Regions from separate parts of the Mus musculus genome. Here region 1 is linked to region 2. A link is a loop called in an ENCODE intact Hi-C map of the cell type or tissue named here. Cell type or tissue: heart. All regions are shown on one strand. Each heading gives the region's core, and the rest is flanking DNA. Links, peaks and the distances in the headings are about the cores only. Region 1 has its middle 110 kb from the start of Gm34753. Region 2 overlaps Itprid1 (ITPR interacting domain containing 1).

Region 1 (8,000 bases), core at 1-8,000, 500 kb before region 2:
GGAGACAAGATAGAGGACATAAAGTCACCCTTGGGGCTTCCTTCCTTCCTTCCTTCCTTCCTTCCTTCCTTCCTTCCTTCCTTCCTTCCTTCCTTTCTTTCTTTCTTTCTTTCTTTCTTTCTTTCTTTCTTTCTTTCTTTCTTTCTTTCTTTCTTTTTCCTTCCTTCCTTTTCTTTCTTTCTTTCTTTCTTTCTTTCTTTCTTTCTTTCTTTCTTTCTTTCTCTTTCTTCTCTCTTTTTTTATTAGATACTTTCTTTATTTACATTTCAAATGCTATACCGAAAGTTCCCTATACCCTCCCCCCGCCCTGCTCCCCTACCCACCCACTCCCATTTCTTGACCCTGGCGTCCCCCTGTATTGGGGCATATAAAGTTAGCAATACCAAGGGGCCTCTTTGGATCTCTTTGTTAATGGCCATCTACTGCAAGAATAAGAATACTCTGACGCGGGTTGAGTGGTACACTGATCTACAGTTGTAACATATGTCATTAAGAGTCATTTTATAGCTGTGTTCATTTAGTAGAATAATACTAGTAGGTTTTCCCATAAGGCCCATCTAGTCTCCAGTTCTTGGCTTCATTAGTAGTGTCAGGTGTGGATTAGATCTCATGGAGCGGGCTTTCAGAGTGATTGGCTGTTCCTGAAACATTTGTAACCCTATTGATCAGAACATCTCTGAGGCAGGTTGCTGCTGTAGGTTTCAGGGTTTGTAGCTGGGTGATATTACAGATTACCTTTTTCTTCCAGTAGCGTGCAGAGCACCTTCAAGCACCATGAATGGAAGTCAGTACGGGAATAGCTTCTAGCTGGGCACCAGCTAGATTCCGCCAGGGCTTTACTTTCAGATTGTGGAGGGTAATCAATGAATAGCATTGGCAATAGGCCTGAGTCTCGTTGGGTGGGATGTTTATGGGTACTCGTCGCTGTGCCTTGTTCTTAACTATGTCCTCTGTTTTCTCCCTAGTTGCAAATGAAGCAGGAGACAAGAATGCCAGACCACTTGCTCGCTTCTCCCGTGAGTAAACCTTGCTTCATTCTTGTGGGGCTCCATAGAATGTGTTCACCAGAGGCCTTTGCTCATGTGCTTCACCTCTGTGATTCTGTTAGGTGTTATTCAAGCAGTAATGCAGTCTCCTGCTAGTTAATTGCCTTAGTCAGGGTTTTATTGCTGTGAACAGACACCATGACCAAGGCAAGTCTTGGTGAAGACTATATATAAGTCTTGGTAAAGTCTATATAAAGAACATTTAATTGGGGCTGGCTTACAGGTTCAGAGGTTCAGTCTAGTATCATCAAGGTGGGAGCATGGCAGCATCCAGGCAGTCATGGCACAGGCAGAGCTGAGAGTTCTACGACTTCATCCAAAGGCTGCTAGTGGAAGACTGACTTCCAGGCAACTGGGGTGAGAGTCTTAAGCCCACACCCACAGTGACACACCTATTCCAACAAGGCCACACCTCCAAATAGTGCCACTCCCTGGTCCAAGAATATACAAACTATCACATCAATATTACTCTTCTGCCCCATCCCATGCGAGGCACTCTTGGCCATGGGCTTTTTAGTCTCAAGACCTCTGGTCTCCAAGCTGAACTCTAGGGCTTTGCTCTTTGAAGCCTGATTTCCAGAGCAGTAGACAAGTTTCACGTTTGCTTTTGAGAGATACAGAGCCTTCAGACACCTACTCCAAATCTTGCACCCAGGCCTGCATTTTTAATAAATCCCCAGATGACTCTTGTCACAATACTTAGAGAGGCACTGTGTGAGGGGTATCCCCAGAGCGCAGTGCAGAGGGAGGAGGTTTAGTGGTGCTGAAGGAAGGAAGCTTGTAGCTGCATAGCCTATCCACATATAAAGCATCATGGCAACCGATTGTGGGTTTGTGCACTTGTACCACTGTCTTAGTGACACTTTACAGCTCAGATGGATTGATGCCTTTCCTTGGGCTCAGGAACATCACAAGTCAGGCTACTGTTTCCCACCAGATCTGTCCAGATCTTGATCTTGATAAGCAAGAAACCATCAAAAGCTTCTCAATGGCTTCCATACCCATATGATCCGCACATCACATAGCAAGTTTGTGGATGTCCTGAATGAGTGGGTAGCAGTGAAAACAGCGGGAATGCTGGAGCCAGAACAGGGGTGATAGAAATGCACTACAAACCTCTTCTGCTTTAAGTTGAGAAATAGTTATGTCTTAAATAAAAATAGGTGGGATTCCCTTACTGCAACGCTATGTTTGCTTTTCTTCAATTTTATGGTCCTGGATTTCCAATCTAAAAAATGAAGGTGATAACTTTTACAAAAAGTTGATATCTCATCCGATCATTACTTTACCCCGAGTGTGGTTGACAAGATCCAAGTGTGACGTGACCAGAGTGATCTTAATGCATGAAGTTAAAACTATGATTTCTCTATTTATAGAAATTCCTCTAAACTCTGCCTTCTCCCACTTTTCAGAAAGTTTCAAATTTTACGATTGATTTCCCAGAGATGGTTTTTATAAAACTGTAATGATGTATGCTAATGACAGAGAACTAAGTGCTCACATTGTAGACACTGCAATGAACACGCACTTCTCACGGGTCCCATTTTTCATTGTCCTCCTACCTGGAACCATTATTTCCAAAATAAGTATTTCAATGAGCATGATGGATATGCCTTTATCCCTTTTATTTTTATTTTTCGTCTCTTGAGTAATAGTCAGAAAGATGGATAATCTGGAGATTGTGTGCAGGATTTACCTTAGTGAGAGTTCCTGACACTTGCCTTGGTGTGGAAAGAGAAGAGGGTCCTTGAGCCACGTAGCCAGGAGATCTGGAACAGTAAGTCCCTTTATGGACAGAAAGGGTGATTTCTCTTGTAGGTAACTTCTACAATTTCTAAGCCATGTGCCTGATTTGAAAGGGTGACATGTCACATGACAGCTTATTTGCTAGACATAAATGAGGGTGCCGGGGGTTGGGGAAGTCTATACAGGAAAAATGGTTCACAGTACTCGTGTGAGATGAGCCCAACACAGAGAAACACTGGGATTAGGGATCGCTCATGGGAGACCTCAGATCTCATCTGTCCTTGCATTTCAAGCTCTAGCTTTGACTTTTAATCATCCTGGCCTCAATCAGAGCAAGTACCTAATAACTGGCTTATTATAAACAGTATTGCTAAGGTGTCTGAGAATGGCACCTGTCCTGAGCCTTGTCCTGAGGCTGAAGCTATATCATTATCCTGGGCATTCCCTCTTATATATGGAGAGATCATAAAGGTTGGTGTGTTAGAGAAAGTTGTTTCTAATCTTAAAACATAAGAGCTCTTTCCCCTGTCAGGGGTTAACAGCCACGTGTAGTGTTCATGTCCAGCCACAGAGGGGCAGACGAAGCCTGGGCTGCGCGATGTGCTTCTGCGCTCCAGGAACTAAGAGGCTGCTGCATGTTCTTTTGGACTTGTACTGTGAAGGAGTTCCAGGGAACTGCAGAAACATGCAGAGGATGCAGTGGTCTCAACGTGTAAATAGCCAGATAGTTTTATTCTGAAGTTTCCATTGCTCTCCTAGAAGATGGGAGAAAAATGTCTTCCTGAGATGATCAATCATTGAAAAAAAATAGTAATTTTTCGACGAGAGAGGTGGCTTAGTGGTTAAGAAAGTATTAGTTGTCCTTCCTGAAGACCTGGGCTACTCCCAAAACCCATGCAGTGGCTCAGACCTGTCTGCAACTCCAGTGCTATTGAACCATATGCCATATGCTGGCCTTGAACAGACATACATGCAGGCAAAACACCTTCACACATAAAATAAAAATAAAACAAAATAGTGGTTTCAGAAGCAGCAGGAGGAATTGAAGGTAATTGGTAATGTCTGTAGATTTGGCACTCTTATTTTGGAGAGAGAAGTATAGATGTTGATAGAGATAGATCTTCTGTTGAAGACCTTAGGCAACTAGGGCTGATGGAGCTAAAAACAGCACTGAGGGTCTTTGCCCTGGATGAATCATTTCCTTACCTGGAAGCAGTGTGGGAGAAGCAGCAATGTGCACTGGGAGATGAGTGCTGGGGCAGGGTTGAGCCAGAGATGAGCATGGTCCTCTATATGCTGATGCTTAAATTGTGACAGAGAATGCTTGGGTGCAAAGAAGTTTCCTATATTGTTATCACTAGGAATGGCTGTCATAGACAAGGGAGCTTGAGTTAGGAAGGGATGGATTCTGGAATCAAGACGAGATCAAGGATGAGAAAGAAGGGCTGCAGCTCATGGCCAGGCCGTCAGAATTCTGAGGGCCATGTGTAATGGAAGAGATATAGAGAACTCAGGGAAGAAGGCATCAACAGCATGCAAGGTTTTATGTAGGTTGAAGTGACAAATTCATAGGAACAGAGAAGGGAAGGAGATTGCTGGGCAATGGGAAGTTATTTTCAGTGGGTATAAAGTTTGGGTTGTGAAAGATGAACAAATCGTTGACATCTGCTGTTTACCACCTAGTAGTACACTCTTAAAGCATATTAGAGAATAGCTAGTACTACATTTTCAAACCACAAGGCCCCCCAAAAACAACCAAATCAAAACCCAAAACCAACCAACGAAGAAACAAAAATTCAGATGGACCAAACAAAGGCCACTTTGGAGGTGATGGGGATGTTCAGAAGTATTTTGATGGTGGGGATGGTATCCCAGGTGTGTGCTTATGACCAAAAATTTCATAATATACACTTTAAATAACTGCATTTCATATGTTGATTGTCCTGCAGTAAAGATCAAAACAGATGTATGGGAGTAGGAGCTGAATTTGAGCTTTTTTTTTTTTTTTGATTTCTCCTATACACTCCATAGTATTTCTCAATACTTCAGCTCCTGTACTGGGCTCTAGGTCCCTCAACACTCTTCAGGATCTGAGCTTCTATTTCCCACTCACCTAATGGTGTCTCTAGAATGTCTACAGGTGAAGGGATGGCAGCTCCATGATTTTTACATAGAATCCCAAGAACTTTCTAGAAATGCAAATTCTTGAATTCATTCTACATTTGCTGACTCTGGCTCTTAGGGATGGGTCCTGATAGAACCTTAGAACCATAGAACTATTTTTAACAGTCCATTTGGTGGCCCTACCACCTGGCACACTTTAAAGTACCACTTCCACCAGCCACCTCCTGGGTACCACCTCTTATTTTTCTCTCACCCTCTTCCATGTCTTACCATTTATTTTCACCTTCCTCCAGTAAACTACCCCAGTACCCCACACAGAACACCTTTCTTTCCTTTATTGTGTTGGTGTTTGAAGACCCCGTTGCCCTTAGCATCTTACCTCCTACCCCCCCCCCCCCCACTTACATTTTGCCTAAATGCAGACCAGCTTCTTTTCCCATAAGGGAAATAGCAGTATTTCCTCCTAGATACCTGCATGAAGCTCATACAATAAAAAAGGTCAGATTAGAATCTTTTGACTTCAGGGGCACAAGGAAGATGTGATTTGACTACTTCCCTCCTCATTTGTCTTCTACTCTCTTGTTGTGAAAAAAAAATTAGGGCAATGTTTTAGGTTCCAGCAAAAGATAGTTTAGATAACTTGAAAACTCTTTCATTTTTACATGCATAAAGAAATACTGAATAAAATATTTCAAAATACTTTATAATAAACAGAAAGCATTTTATGGGTTCTAGCAATGGAGGGACAATTTAGTGTCAGTAGAGCTCACTGATTCCACATCATTTCCATAGCCGCTGGCACCATGTTTTACTGCCCATGTAATGAAAGAATTTGGGTTATGCAGTATGGTGAACTAACTGAAATCTCCTAAATTGGACTTTTAAAACATAGATTTGTTTTCCAAAAGTGTTTGCATCTTTCCCATCCCCCCTGTTCTTGTTAGAGTGTGAGACAGATAAACCTCACACTGAGATGTAAGGCTGCATTTTCTCCCTTTCATTCGGGTGACCTATACATGTAGCAGAGACAATATGATGTGCCATCGGTAGACAACATATGTGGAACAAAGAATTTTACCTCTCCTTTTATTTTTTGGATGTCAGTGGAACAGTAGCAGCCCAGTGGGGTCCTTGGATTTTTACATTCTCTTTGCAGTAATGCGGCAGTATCCTGTATTTTTCTGCTTGTGTGTCAGAGAGTAAGACCAATGAAATTCATGCTAAGAAACATTTAATCAAACTTCTAAAAATTCAGGAGTAATTTTGGAAGAAGCCAGAGTAAACAGACAACTGACTGGTAGAAGGAAAGCAAATTGAGTTATGGCAGATTCCTCATCAGGAGCCACAGAAACACAATGTCTTCAAGCGATAACAGGAAAGAACTACAAATGAGGAAACCGGCAACCAGTACGATGACCTCCAGAACAAAGGAACAATCTACATGTTATAAGTTGAAGAAAAAATCAGGCGGAAGGAAGGGTAAAGGAAGTTCCTAAACAAAAGGAAACTTAAAATCAAGAGCCATGGAAATGAGGAAGGGAAGAGCAGGAAATACCAAGAACAAGTCGATAAGGGCTTACCTCAGATTTTCTAAATTACTTACGGTATTTGAAGAGAAATCACAATTATCCGATGTGTTTCTAAGGGTGCATAAAACAAATATAATCATTATGGATGCTATTAAATAGTCATAATTTTATTTTAAATTGGGCAACCACAGGGATATAAGTGGATATAAAGGTTCTATACTTGAATTGGCAAAAAAATCACTCTAGAAGACATATACTTTGGTACTTATTATTACCGTGTATATCCAATGTATGATGCAAAATCCAGTATACCTACTTAGAAATCTATACACAAACATTCTAGTGAGTCACAAGAGGAATAGAAGGATTAAAAAACAAGCAAAACAAATATGTCTCCAGTATGAATAATACCCTATATGCAAATGATCTAAGTTCAGCAATTAACGGAGATATTGTCATAGTAGATTAAGAAACATGACCAACTATATATTACCTATAAGAAACAAGTAAAACCATTTAAGCAAGTTGAAAGTCAAAGAATGGGGAAAAAGAGCCACATTAGCATCAATCAAAGAGAATCTCTAATGTATCATCAAATAAAGAAAACATTAGGAACATTGTGTCATGATAGTGGTCATTCTACCAAGAAGACAGCACTTTCACATGTCTATGTAACAGTGAACTGAGATGTAAAATATGTGAATCAAAATCTGACATAGGTAAAACAAGAAAGAGATAGCTAGCTACACAACTATAGTTGGACACTTCAACACACCTCCTTCAATCATACATAGAGCATACAGAGCATAAAGAAGAACTCAGCACCACCAACAATCAGTGGTATTTAATTGTTATGTGCATAGTTCATTCAGTAACTGCCAAACACACATTTCCTTCTAAAGTATGCAAAGAATACATCCCAAGATAGTCTAACCTTAGATCATAAAACAATATTAAGAAATTTAAAAGAACAGAAATTATGCAGAATGTGATCTCTAACTGTAATGGAACCAATTAGAGAAACTCAAGAAGCAGATCTTCAAACAACTGTAAGTAAATATCACATTTCCATCATGAAGATGAAGTCTTAAGAGGAATAAAATCATGCTTTATTGAGTTTGGATAAAGATGAAGTTTGTCAAAGCTTACGGTACTTAAAAGTTAAACTTTGTTCAAACAGGGTTAAGAGGAAAGTTTGTTGAATCAAAATGTATGCAGATATTTACAGCTTCCAAATGCTGACACCATTGCATACACTAGCAAGATTTTACTGAAAGGACCCAGATGTAGCTGTCTCTTGTGAGACTATGCCGGGGCCTAGCAAACACAGAAGTGGATGCTCACAGTCAGCTAATGGATGGATCACAGGGCTCCCAATGGAGGAGCTAGAGAAAGTACCCAAGGAGCTAAAGGGATCTTCAACCCTATAGGTGGAACAACATTATGAACTAACCAGTACCCCTGAGCTCTTGACTCTAGCTGCATATGTATCAAAAGATGGCCTAGTCGGCCATCACTGGAAAGAGAGGCCCATTGGACACGCAGACTTTGTGTG
Region 2 (11,087 bases), core at 1,788-9,787:
ATGCTGTCTTAGGTTCCTAGCTGGGAAGTGTTCTTTGCGCACCCATTCTCTCATACAAACAAGAAACTTCCTTCAAGCACTTCCCAGGATGTTGTTTCTGATTCTTTCATTTTTCACCTGTCTCTCATTCCAGAGACTCATCCTTTGGCCTTCCTATCCACCTTCATGCATCCCCCCTGCAGTAGGAGCTATGCTGTTCCCACAGCTGAATGGAAACAACTGGACAACTGTTGCCTTTGACTTGAGGGCTACAGCAAACATAGACTTATAACCAGTAGCCTTGTCTCTTTGTGGGCTCCATGGTGGTATCTTTCTGTGATTAGTAAAGGCAGATAGGACCACTGAACACCACATTTAACACTCACAGAGGCTTTCTGTTGCACTTGAAAGAATATATGCTCTTAGACACATGACCATGGTCTGAAGGGACTCAGGTTCCTTACTCGGACCCCTTTTGACTTATCACTCACTTCAGTTGGCAAAAGGCTTGTTTCTACGCCCCAGCTTTGTGAACCTTCCATTCTGCTTTCCAGGCTCTTGCACCTGAGTTCTGTAGGGCTTCCATCGTCTTACTTTCAAGTCCTTTCTCATAGGTCCCTTTGTCGAGACCCTTTCTTCCCAGTTTAGAAAGTGACTCTTCCACAAACTGCCTTATGGAAATAGCATTTATTCATTGTCTTGTTTCCCTCATGTTATCTAACTTGTGATGGAAAGACATTCTGTCTTGCTCACAGATGCCTCCAACATCTCCAAACATGCCTTCCAGATACCTGATCAGACTCAGATAATTATTTTTCATAAAATAAGGCCACATTGTCTTTTTATTGATTTTTCATTGTAGATACATATGCATGTTTAAACATTTCTCATCCTCCACTAGGACACATGCTCTATCAGGATAGCAATCATATGCTACTCAGTGACTATAATATACCTCAGTCAGTTACATAGTGGGCGCATGCAATCAATGAATATTAAAATATTCAGAGCTTTTAGGCTACATAGGATTTGGATTCCCTTGTTAAAGCTGCTCTTGGACATTGCATTTTGTACAAAGATCATCAAACCCACTTTGGTCTAACAGAGACTTCTCTCCAACATGACTGAGTGAAGGACCCGGACCTGATTCTGCCCTAGCTGGTGACTGTAGAGATATCCCTCCTCTGGTCTCAAGGTGAGAGGGACTAAGAGCAACTGGCTGAGTCATCCCAGAGCAGGGAGTCCACTGGCCACTACTGGCAGGAAGGGTGGGATCAGGGGCCACAGCATGGGTTTGAACACATGATCTCTGGCCATGCTTTCCTTCTGTCCAGTTGCATTGTGGCAGATTGTCGCAGTGTTCAGGTAGCTCCTCACACAGAAGGTCTAGCTGCTGAAAGAAAAGACAAAATGGAGTGTGTAGAGAGCAGGACAGGAAGATAGGGGCCATGGTGACATGGCACACTGGTTAGTTTTTTATCAGCTTGACACAAACTAGAGTTATCTGAGAAGAACATCCCCAGTTAAGAAAATTCCTCTAACAAATTGCCTAAAAAGAAATGTAGGAGGGTCCAGGCCACCGTGGGTGGTGCCACCCCTGGGTATGTGGTTCTGAGTTATAAGCAATCAGGCTGAGCAAGTATTGGAGAAGAGAAAAAGGCAGTACGCAGAGATTCCCCCATAGCCTCTGCTTTACTTCTGCTTCTAGATACCTGACATGAGATACCGCTTTGGTTTTCCCTGATGGTCAACTGTAATTTGCAAGGCGAATGAACCCTTTGTTCTCCAAGTTGCTTTCAGCCAAGGTGTTTTATCATAGTGATAGAAGATAACTAGGACACATGGGGAGAAATGTGTGGGTCCAGGAATCTGAGCTGCTTTCCATAGAGAAAGGCAGGAAACCAGATATCACCAAGAAAGTCCAAATAGCTCACCAAAATAATATATTTGACAAAGCATTTTACCAAAGACAATAAATAAACTGCTCCCTTAGGGAACATGAGTTCTCTTCACCTCTCACTCTTAACCCTAAACAATATCCCCCAGGAATCGATCTTACAAGTTTGCTCAGAGAAGAAAATTCATGATTTTTTACAATTTCTTTGTATATGTTTTAATTATGTACATATCTGTTTGTAGTTGTTCAAAGATCAAGCAAAGGGTGTTGAATCCCTTAGAGGTGGAGTTACAGGTGGTTGTGAGCTACCATTCCCAGATGCTGTGCACTAAACTTCTGCAAGACAAGTGCTAACTCCTGAGTTACTTCTCTGGCCCCTTCTGTAAACTTTAACTTTGTTGTGAGCTGCTCTCTTTGAGCAATGCTAAAGAGGGGGAGTTGGCTATTCACAACTTTTAGCAGTGTAACTTGAGAACCACATAAATCCTATATGTGCCTACTAAAACAAACCTAATGGGACTCTCCACATGTGAGCATGTCTTACTCTTTCCCCACATGTCCCCCAATTAACTCCTGTAGTTAAAAATCTGTGCTAAAAATATCTGTAATAGGCTCAAATTGTGATTCATGCTGCCTGTCTTGGAATTGTTCTCTTTGATGACGTCATGAGTTCTGCTTTTACTTGAATGGAGGCCCTAGTGGGAAAGAGGGATGCTTCAGGTTACTATAGGCATGTGGAAAACACAGAGCAGAACTGTTCCTCTGAGTCCACTGCTAGTGACAGAGACCTGTCACATTTGCACTAAATAGCTACCCCAGACCTGCCAGAAAGGTATCTATGGGGCACAAACGTTCTGCAATGGGCTTTCCAAACCAGTAGCCAAGTGGAGTGGTGAGCTAGCTTATGTTGGCTAAGTAGGCCAGATTCAGTATGTTGGGATTCTTGATTTTACAGGGAAAGGGTTAATAGTACTTCTTCCTCCTTTGAATGGCAGGAGAAACCTTAGAGTAGCTACAAATCTGAGCCAACCAGCACTTGACAGGTCAAGGTCAATCTCCAGATGTGACCAGGTAATATGTAAGATTATAGTCTGAAACTGTCCCGCCATTGGCTTCTCATTTGAGCAGCTCTCCTGTGAGTAGTAGGCTGGGGACAGGCACACTATGTACCCACTCTGTGTCCATTCCCCGCCACACCCCTTACCAGTAGGATCCCTTCTTTGATTTGCCTGGCTCTGTCTCCTAACTGAAAGGCCAGCTCTGCCACTTGCTGCCTCAGGGCTTCTCGCAAAGTCCTCAGGTACTCAGCCTCTTCCCTGCTCAAAGACAATAGAAAAGAAAACTTCAAAATCATCACCAGTTAAAGAGAAATCCTACTGTGGTATAACTTATGTACCACATTTACCTATCTCAAGATGATATAAATTATTTGTAAGAAAGTTACCAAGTTGGGTAAGGATAACCACCATGAAACTCTAAAACATGCCGTCTCCCAAATAAGAACACACAATACTCCCCAATAAGAACTTTACTTTAAAAACCTATCCCAACAGCCATAGGCAATAGGTGAATGAATTCATTTTGGTGATATTTTCCACCCCTGTGACAATAATGCACATGGCTAAACTCTGATACCTCCCTGCACAAGTCCCATTCCCATCAATTAAAGAAATCCTGCTGTCCTTTCCTGTCTTCTCATCTGATTGCCCCTCTTCTGACCTTCTCAAATAGCCCCAATCTTCAATAATGAGGGTACCCATCCCATGCCGGCTCTCATGGTCTCACACTGAGAAAGCACAACTAAGGCCATGAAAGCAAGGAGCCAGCCGATTGCTCATTAGCCCTGCTCCATCATGCTCATCTGGCCTGCCTGCCCTGATTACCTTCCCTTGCTCCAGGTGTGTGGTCTGGTACTTACTTTTATGCTTGCCTTAGATAATTACCTTTCCTCTTCTGACATGTCCCTGGGATAGAGTGCCTGCTGTCCCATGAAGTGCTGCTCGATTTCCTCTAAGTGCTCCCGGAAACTCTGGCACACCATCTTCATGGTTTCCATCTCGTAGACTGTGCACTGACAACAAAAAAGAACAACCTGAGAAGGGTGAACTTTCTGCTAACATGGCTGGAGGAGTCTGCCTTTCTTCCCATTTGGAATGCACCCTTTGCAAAGAAGCCCAAGTGCTAACATTTAGAAGAGACCAAGGAGCACCAGCACGTGGCTTGGGAAGAAATTAGAGATTGTATTTGACCAATACAAAAGGGAGCGGCTGCTGAGTGGCACTTGGATGAGAATTAATTATATCCATGGAAGCCCAAGCTAGTCCTAGATGATACAGAGATGCAAGCAGGTGGAGAGAGAACAGGAAAAATCACCATAGAGCAGACTCACACTTAGAAGAATGAAGTCTCCTTTAATCTTGTTCAGTGTTGGTACCCAGTACCCCATTACTCTTAGCATCAACAACATTGAATACATTTACTTAAATGTATTTGCTCAAAAATTTGCTTAGGATTTTTTTTCCTAGTTTTATCCTTTCATAACCACAGTCCTTGAAGACAGAAGTCTACAGGATCTGTTTTCCTCGTCAAACAACACCAACTGAGAGAAATGTTAGGCATCCATGCTCTCTAGGAGCTAGAATTAAGACTTGAGCTCTTCTTGGTCCCACTCCCCATACTAGTGTTCAATGCGTGCTATCTATTCGTGTTCTTGATTCAATATATTATTGCAACCTAAGAGCTTTGAAATTATCCACAGAGAATAACTCTGACCTGTAGTGAGTTGACCAGACACTTGGCCATGGCCCTAGGATGACTAACATCTAATTAAAGTGATTGCCTAAGAAAGCTCAATGTTGCCAGAAATCACACACACACACACACACACACACACACACACACACACACACACACTACTGTTGCCCCTATTTGCATGTATTTAGGAATAACCACCTAGTGTTGGGGTCTTGTATTTGGAAAAAAATGGTTCTTGCTCTCATCAAACACTGATTGCCTGTTAGTTCTTCATCTAGAGGTAAGACCATTGGTTTTGATTTTTTTTCCTCCATAAATGATTTCATATAAATAGCTGAGGTCTTGTGCAGGCAGCCATGTTGTTGAGAGTTTATGGGTGTAATGTCTTTGTTATGTCCATAATGCCACACAGCTGATATTTCAGTCTCTGGTTCATACAATCTTTCTACCCTCTCTTCCATGATGTTTACTGAGCCTTAGATGTAGGGGTTATACTATGGATGTCCTGTTTGGGGCCGTGTGTGTGTGTGTGTGTGTGTGTGTGTGTGTGTGTGTGTACCACTAACTCTCTGCATTTTGACTGGCTGTGGATCTCTCTAATAGACTCCATCTGCTGCATGAAGAAGCTGATGTTGAGTGCCAAGCAGTGCAGTGTACAAGCACCGTGGGGAGGCAGGCACAGCAACACAGACTCCAGCCTTCCTTCTTCAGGACTCACAGCAGTGAACACTCATGCTGTACAAACCAGAAGTGTCTTTCTTAAGGACCCGAGAGCCATTCCTATGAATTGAGCTCAAACTAGAAGTCTCTGTGGGAGGATAGGATTCTGTGGGCTTTGGAGAAGTAACTCAAATGAAACCCATTGGACTGCCAGGCCACAGAACCCACCGTCCTCTGCCTCTGTTTCTGGAAAGTCCAAGACTTTTTTTTTTTAATTACTTATCCTCAAAATTCCACGGTCAAGATCATGCCAGCTTGTTGGTTACTGCTTTACCTAGAAGAGTTTAAAATACAGCCAGCTTACAAACACATCTGTCCTTTTTCCATTTTCTGTTGCACAAGCTCCACTGAGCCTCTGCTCTCCCTCTCTCTCTCACCCTTTCCTTAAAATCCCCATAATACTTCTGCACAGATCAAAATGAAATCCAGTTCTTTCCTTTACTATCGGTTCCTAAATCAAACCTGTTTTCACCTTGTTAATTGATGTCCTCTGTGTGTCTTTGAACCACTGAGCCTAGTTTATCTGGGGGGCACTGTCCTGATTTTCCAATCTCTGATCAGCTTTCCCCTTGTTTTGCAATCTGTATGGGATGATTCTTTGTATGACCATGACCCAGAGGCCCACCTGTGTGTAGACAAAAACTCTTTGATGTCTGTGTCTGTAGTCAAAAGCGCTGCTCATATTTCAAATTCACACCACCTAATTGATCTTTTCTTTCCCAATATCTAACGAAGTCACTGCATGGAATGAAGCAAGATCAGACAGCATGAAGAGACACCTGTCCCTCAGAAGGAAGCTGGTCAGTGCTTCAAGTCAATTCAGGTAACTACTTTCAAAGACCAAGGAGCAGCAAGGCCAGGCCATGCAGCACAATACTCAAGCAGGCTGAGCATCATTAACACTGTGTTTCAAGGCTCAGCTCAATGTGTGTGGGTAACCCCCTGAGACTGGATGGCAGGAGTGTGGAGGGAGCTTAGATTTGGAGACTGCTGATGGCCAGCTTGTGACTTAAGACTGCAGTGCTGTGGAAAATTCTGAAGTGCTGCCACCTCCTGGTTATTTAGAAATACACAATTTAGTCCAAGTACTAGAAATAATTAATTAATTAAGTAATTAATTTCAGAATAAAGCAAACCCTGGCAAGGATAATAACAGGTGTGTGTGTGTGTGTGTGTGTGTGTGTGTGTGTGTGTGTGTGTGTGTGTGGTGACATCTCTGTCTTTTTGTCCTAAGTAAAGTCTGGGTCAAACCCACAGGGTCTGCTCTACTGGTGAAACCCATTAATCTAAACTTCAACAGTAAGAATAGCAGTATAAAAGCAAACCAACAACGTGAGCTTTCACTTTCTAATTGACTCACATTTTTAAACACTGCAAAATTTCTATTTTTAAACCTAAGCCTGTACATACAGATTTTTAATACTCAGGAATCTTATTTTAAGTATGGAAATACATTTGGCTTTGACTTAACATACCTTAATTAAACTATTCCCAAAATTTCATATGGACAAAGTTAATTATATGAACAAATCAGTTCTCCACTAAGAAATTATTGTTATAAAGTACACATAGGAATCTAATCATATCAACAAACCGGTCTTCTAGGTAAACCGGATTATCACAGAACGAGCTGTGGGTTTCTCTGTAGTGTCACACACCATGGGGGAGAAGACAAGAGTGGGCAGGGAAAGTTTTCTCAAGGCAAGATTTTTACATAAAATTGCTCTGACTTTCAACATCTGCTCTGAATGCCTGTTGCCACGAGACAGGTAGCATCCATCTCTGTCTATAATCTTCATTTTGCCTATGACCTAGTTTCTGTTTACTTTTGTCCTAAATAGATTTCCTATCCCATTGGGTTTAACTTAAAGCCACATTGCCTGCAGAATCCTTTTCCAGGTTTTACAGGCCCAGCCAGGCTCATGCACAGCACAGATCCCATTCCTTTTCTACTCTTCAAGTTTCTTCACTAATCCCCTGCTCCTGGACTTATCTACATGTGTGTGCAGATGTGTGCAGGCGCGCGTGTGTGTGTGTGTGTGTGTGTATGAAAACAAACACTCATTGTAAGTGTATATGACCACATGAGTTTACTGTTCCCATTGAATGTGTATTTCTGAACTCTTAAATTTAAAGGAAGAAAAATACATGGCCATCTAGTAAAACTGTGGAATATCCACATCAGCCAAATCAATTACCTTTGTATTTTCTGTATACTTACAAATTCTTTTCTTGCTGTGGTTACGTGTGTCCATGTTCATGTACATGCAGGTGTGTGTGTGTGTGTATAAGTCAGAGGTTGACATTAAGTATTATTTGTCCCTTATTTTGGGGACAAGCTCTCTAGATAAACCTGTAGCTTACCTATTCAGCTAGAATGGCTAGCCATTAAGCTCCAGGGGATCCACCTGTTTCCGCACCCCACCCCAGCACTGACCTCTGCACCCCCTCCCCAGCACTGACCTCCAGGTCCTTGTGCCAGCACATATCCTGGTTTTTATGTGGATACTGGAGCTACAAACTCAGGTTCTCATGCTTGTACAGCAAGCACTTTACAGAGCCACCTCCCCGGCCCCTGATAATTCCAGACTCCAGGAGGATGAGGGCTAACACATCATGGGGCAAGCAGAGAGATAGGAAAGCTCACACTCAATAGACTGATACTGACACCTACATACCAGTGCGAGGATGGCGATTCTACACAAAGGATCACAACAACCTTTCTATGCTGTAGTGCCAAATGAAGCAGAGCATCTGTTTCCAGGCGCCAAATCATTCCACCCAGCTAGAATCATGTAAGTCCAAGGCCCTTCCTGTTCCATACTCAGGGAAACCCCTGACCCAAACTCAGTCACTATCACTATCATAAGCAGCATCCTTAACTTTCTTAACTTTGAGCCAACTTTGGGTCCCTATGCCTGAGTTTCTCTGGTCTCCTCACATTGACAGTTATTCTCAAACACAGTTTGATGCAGTTGTCTTCTACATTCTGTTTACTAGTACATGTTTTACTGTTTTTCTTACGCTGCCAAGAAAAATGCACATTATTTTTAATTGGTGGGTGTGATGTGATCAGAAAACAGATTTAGTATCCTATCCCACCATCATGATTACCAAATGACATTGGGTATGTCTCCAACAACTTTCTCACCTGAAAATTTTAACATAATTTTGATTGCATTCTTGTTATCTTAAATAAAACATAAGACTAAATATCATTTCATTTATAGTTCTTTGTAAAATTGATCCTTGAGATGAGGCTTCACTATGTAGCCTTCAGCATTTGCTATGTTGACCAGACTAACCTTGACCTGGTGATGCTCTTCCTGCCTTAATCTTCTGAGTTATGGCATTACAGAAATGGACCACTATAACTGAACCAGGCTCTCATTACAGATGGGAGTACTTGTTTATATGATCTAACTGTCTGTATAGGATCTCAAATAGCACCTTCTTTAGCTCACTTTCATATCTGACATATTAGCATATAAACTACATAGTCAAGTAAGTGCTTATTTTTCTAGGGCTGTGGTTTTCAGTATGGACAACACTGACATATTAGACCAAAGAGTGATCTGTGGTAAGGCTGCCCTTTGCATGTACAGTAGCATGCTCAATAGCTTCTCTGCTCTGTATCCATTTGTTGCCAGTAACACCCACTGGCCTTCCAGTTGTGACAAGTAAGGTGTCTCCAAAGACTGGCAATGTCACCTGATATGAGCCAGAGTGGGGAAGAACAGTTGCTTAGAGTACTTATAACCTCGCAGTTAATGAGTGTGGTGGTGATTTTTCTGCTCTCCTAGATTTTATTTTATTTATCTTGATATTGAAATTTGAGGTACCTAGGCATTCCACCACTGAGCTGTATCCCCAGGCCCATTCTCCAGGATTTGGTTATTTTAACCCCAGGATCCTAAATACACATCAACCTTTGCCCTTTTCTTCCACTGAATAAGATACCCAGAGTTAATTACAAAGCCTAGATGAATCTTTCTATGAGTAATACAGCCTTTATTTTGGCTCATTCTTAAATATTCTAAATTTCTGACATCTTGCCATCTGAAAATTAATTTCAAGGTTTATGTTAGGCTTATGTAGAGTTCTATATGTCAAAAGTTCACATGATGATTTCCTTTATCTTTCACGCAATCGATCTTATACAGGTTTAGATGTTTTAAAATTGGACACATCTTTGCCTAAGAATTTGAGTTGAGACTCACCACTTAGTGGTTGCAAAGTGCTGAAAGATTACCTAAACTCTCTCAGTCCAGTTTCTTCTTTTACAAAGGAGAGAGGAATTGCCACACACTAGAAACCCAATGAATATTTATGACATCTAAGAAAGTGAAGATTAGACGACACAGTATAAATTAAGTGTTTACAATAGACAGTCAGTACATTTTTTGTGTGTGGAATTAATGGGTTGAAGGGTACACAAGGGCACTGAACTGTGACACTTAGTAAGCCAGTTCCTCTGTACTGTTCATAAACAACTATAATCCTGTATCATCAACACCCTTTACTTTTTGTATGTGAAATTTCAGATGTTATACTCTTAAAGATTTACTTGATAGTTAGCCTGTAAGACCTAGACTATCCCCCACCTTAGAAAGACTTAAAAGGCACATTAGAAGGATTCATTGTAGACAAATTGATTAATCAGGGATTAGGTTGACATTACTCAGTGTTCCATTACCCTAGTACTCATTTTTAAACCAGTTGCCAAAGGTAGATCAGAAGTCTCTTTATATAACACCAGAGGTTCAAGTAATACATCAATAATAAGAGTGACAAAAATTGATGACTATTGCAATCCTCTATCAATTAATATTAACTTGAGCTTTCTCCATGTTAAGTATTGCATTGAGTCTCTAAATATGTTGAGTGGTTTATTTCATCCCTACACAATTTTGTGATAATGGAATGGGTCAATTCTCTACATATATGTATATATATTTGGATGCATACAGGAATGCATTCCTATATATATATGTACATATATGTAAATGCATTAAACCCAGGGCCGTATGCAAGTACTTAGCCACCGAGCTACATCCATAGTCCCCATTCCACTGTTTTTCATGACTGCCCTAGAGACTCTAAATAGCTCAGTCAAGATTATATAGCCTACTGGATTTAAAAGTCAGAATTCTCACTTATACTGACTTGGAGATGATACAGGTTAATTGATATTATAACCTTGAATGTATGAATTTATCTCATAAACTATAAAACACTCAACAAACATGACTAACACTTAAAAAAAGAGATATGCTCTGAGTTTTCTCTGCTATAAAGGAGGAAAAACACTATCTTTGTAGCGTCAGAATGTGGTTGGTGCATCTGCCATCCCAGTTTGTAGAGGAAACACTTACAGAACACAGGTCCCTCACAGTAGTGTCTTGGAGTATTTTCAATGTCTTCATGAACTGCACTTTAGGATCCTCTGCTTGTGAATACAGGGAATGCCTGCAAATAGAGGGTTCTGGGCCAGGGCTTTGCCTCCTCCATTGGCAGTTGGGGCAGTGATGACAGCAGACACAACAGTGGGCAGGTATGGTGTGGCAGAAGCCTGTTGCGGAGATACTAGGAAAACCTGTATCCAAAGAGATGGATTTGGCGAGGGGCCGAGGCCCATGAATGAAGTCATTATGTGATGGCCTGAGCTTGCATTCATGTGCATAAGTCTGAACAGCAACATCCTTGACCTGCCTTGTTTCTGTCTGCAGTTTTAGGT

Evidence for each region. A loop is a pair of places that touch in the nucleus more often than their neighbours do. Peaks named below come from ENCODE experiments on the same cell type or tissue, not always from the same donor. Only the 100,000 strongest peaks of a DNase experiment are listed, where the experiment ranks them.
Region 1: it touches region 2 in a loop (5-fold over the local background); 2 of 42 quality-filtered maps call a loop at or near these places.

What each region holds. Positions count from the first base shown.
Region 1 is chr6:56,472,154-56,480,153 of GRCm38, reverse strand. It overlaps a transcript of Pde1c not described here. Among named protein-coding and RNA genes, the nearest start is that of Gm34753, 110 kb to the right of the region's middle. In heart, for the core only: a CTCF peak has its summit at 3,343; no DNase peak of the experiment used is centred there.
Region 2 is chr6:55,968,448-55,979,534 of GRCm38, reverse strand. Itprid1 (ITPR interacting domain containing 1) reads right to left here. Exons shown (of 14, transcript NM_001081665.1): 11 at 10,726-11,087; 12 at 3,820-3,947; 13 at 3,081-3,192; 14 at 937-1,372. The coding sequence ends at 1,022. Among named protein-coding and RNA genes, the nearest start is that of Ppp1r17, 44 kb to the left of the region's middle. In heart, for the core only: a CTCF peak has its summit at 6,391 (motif pointing left); no DNase peak of the experiment used is centred there.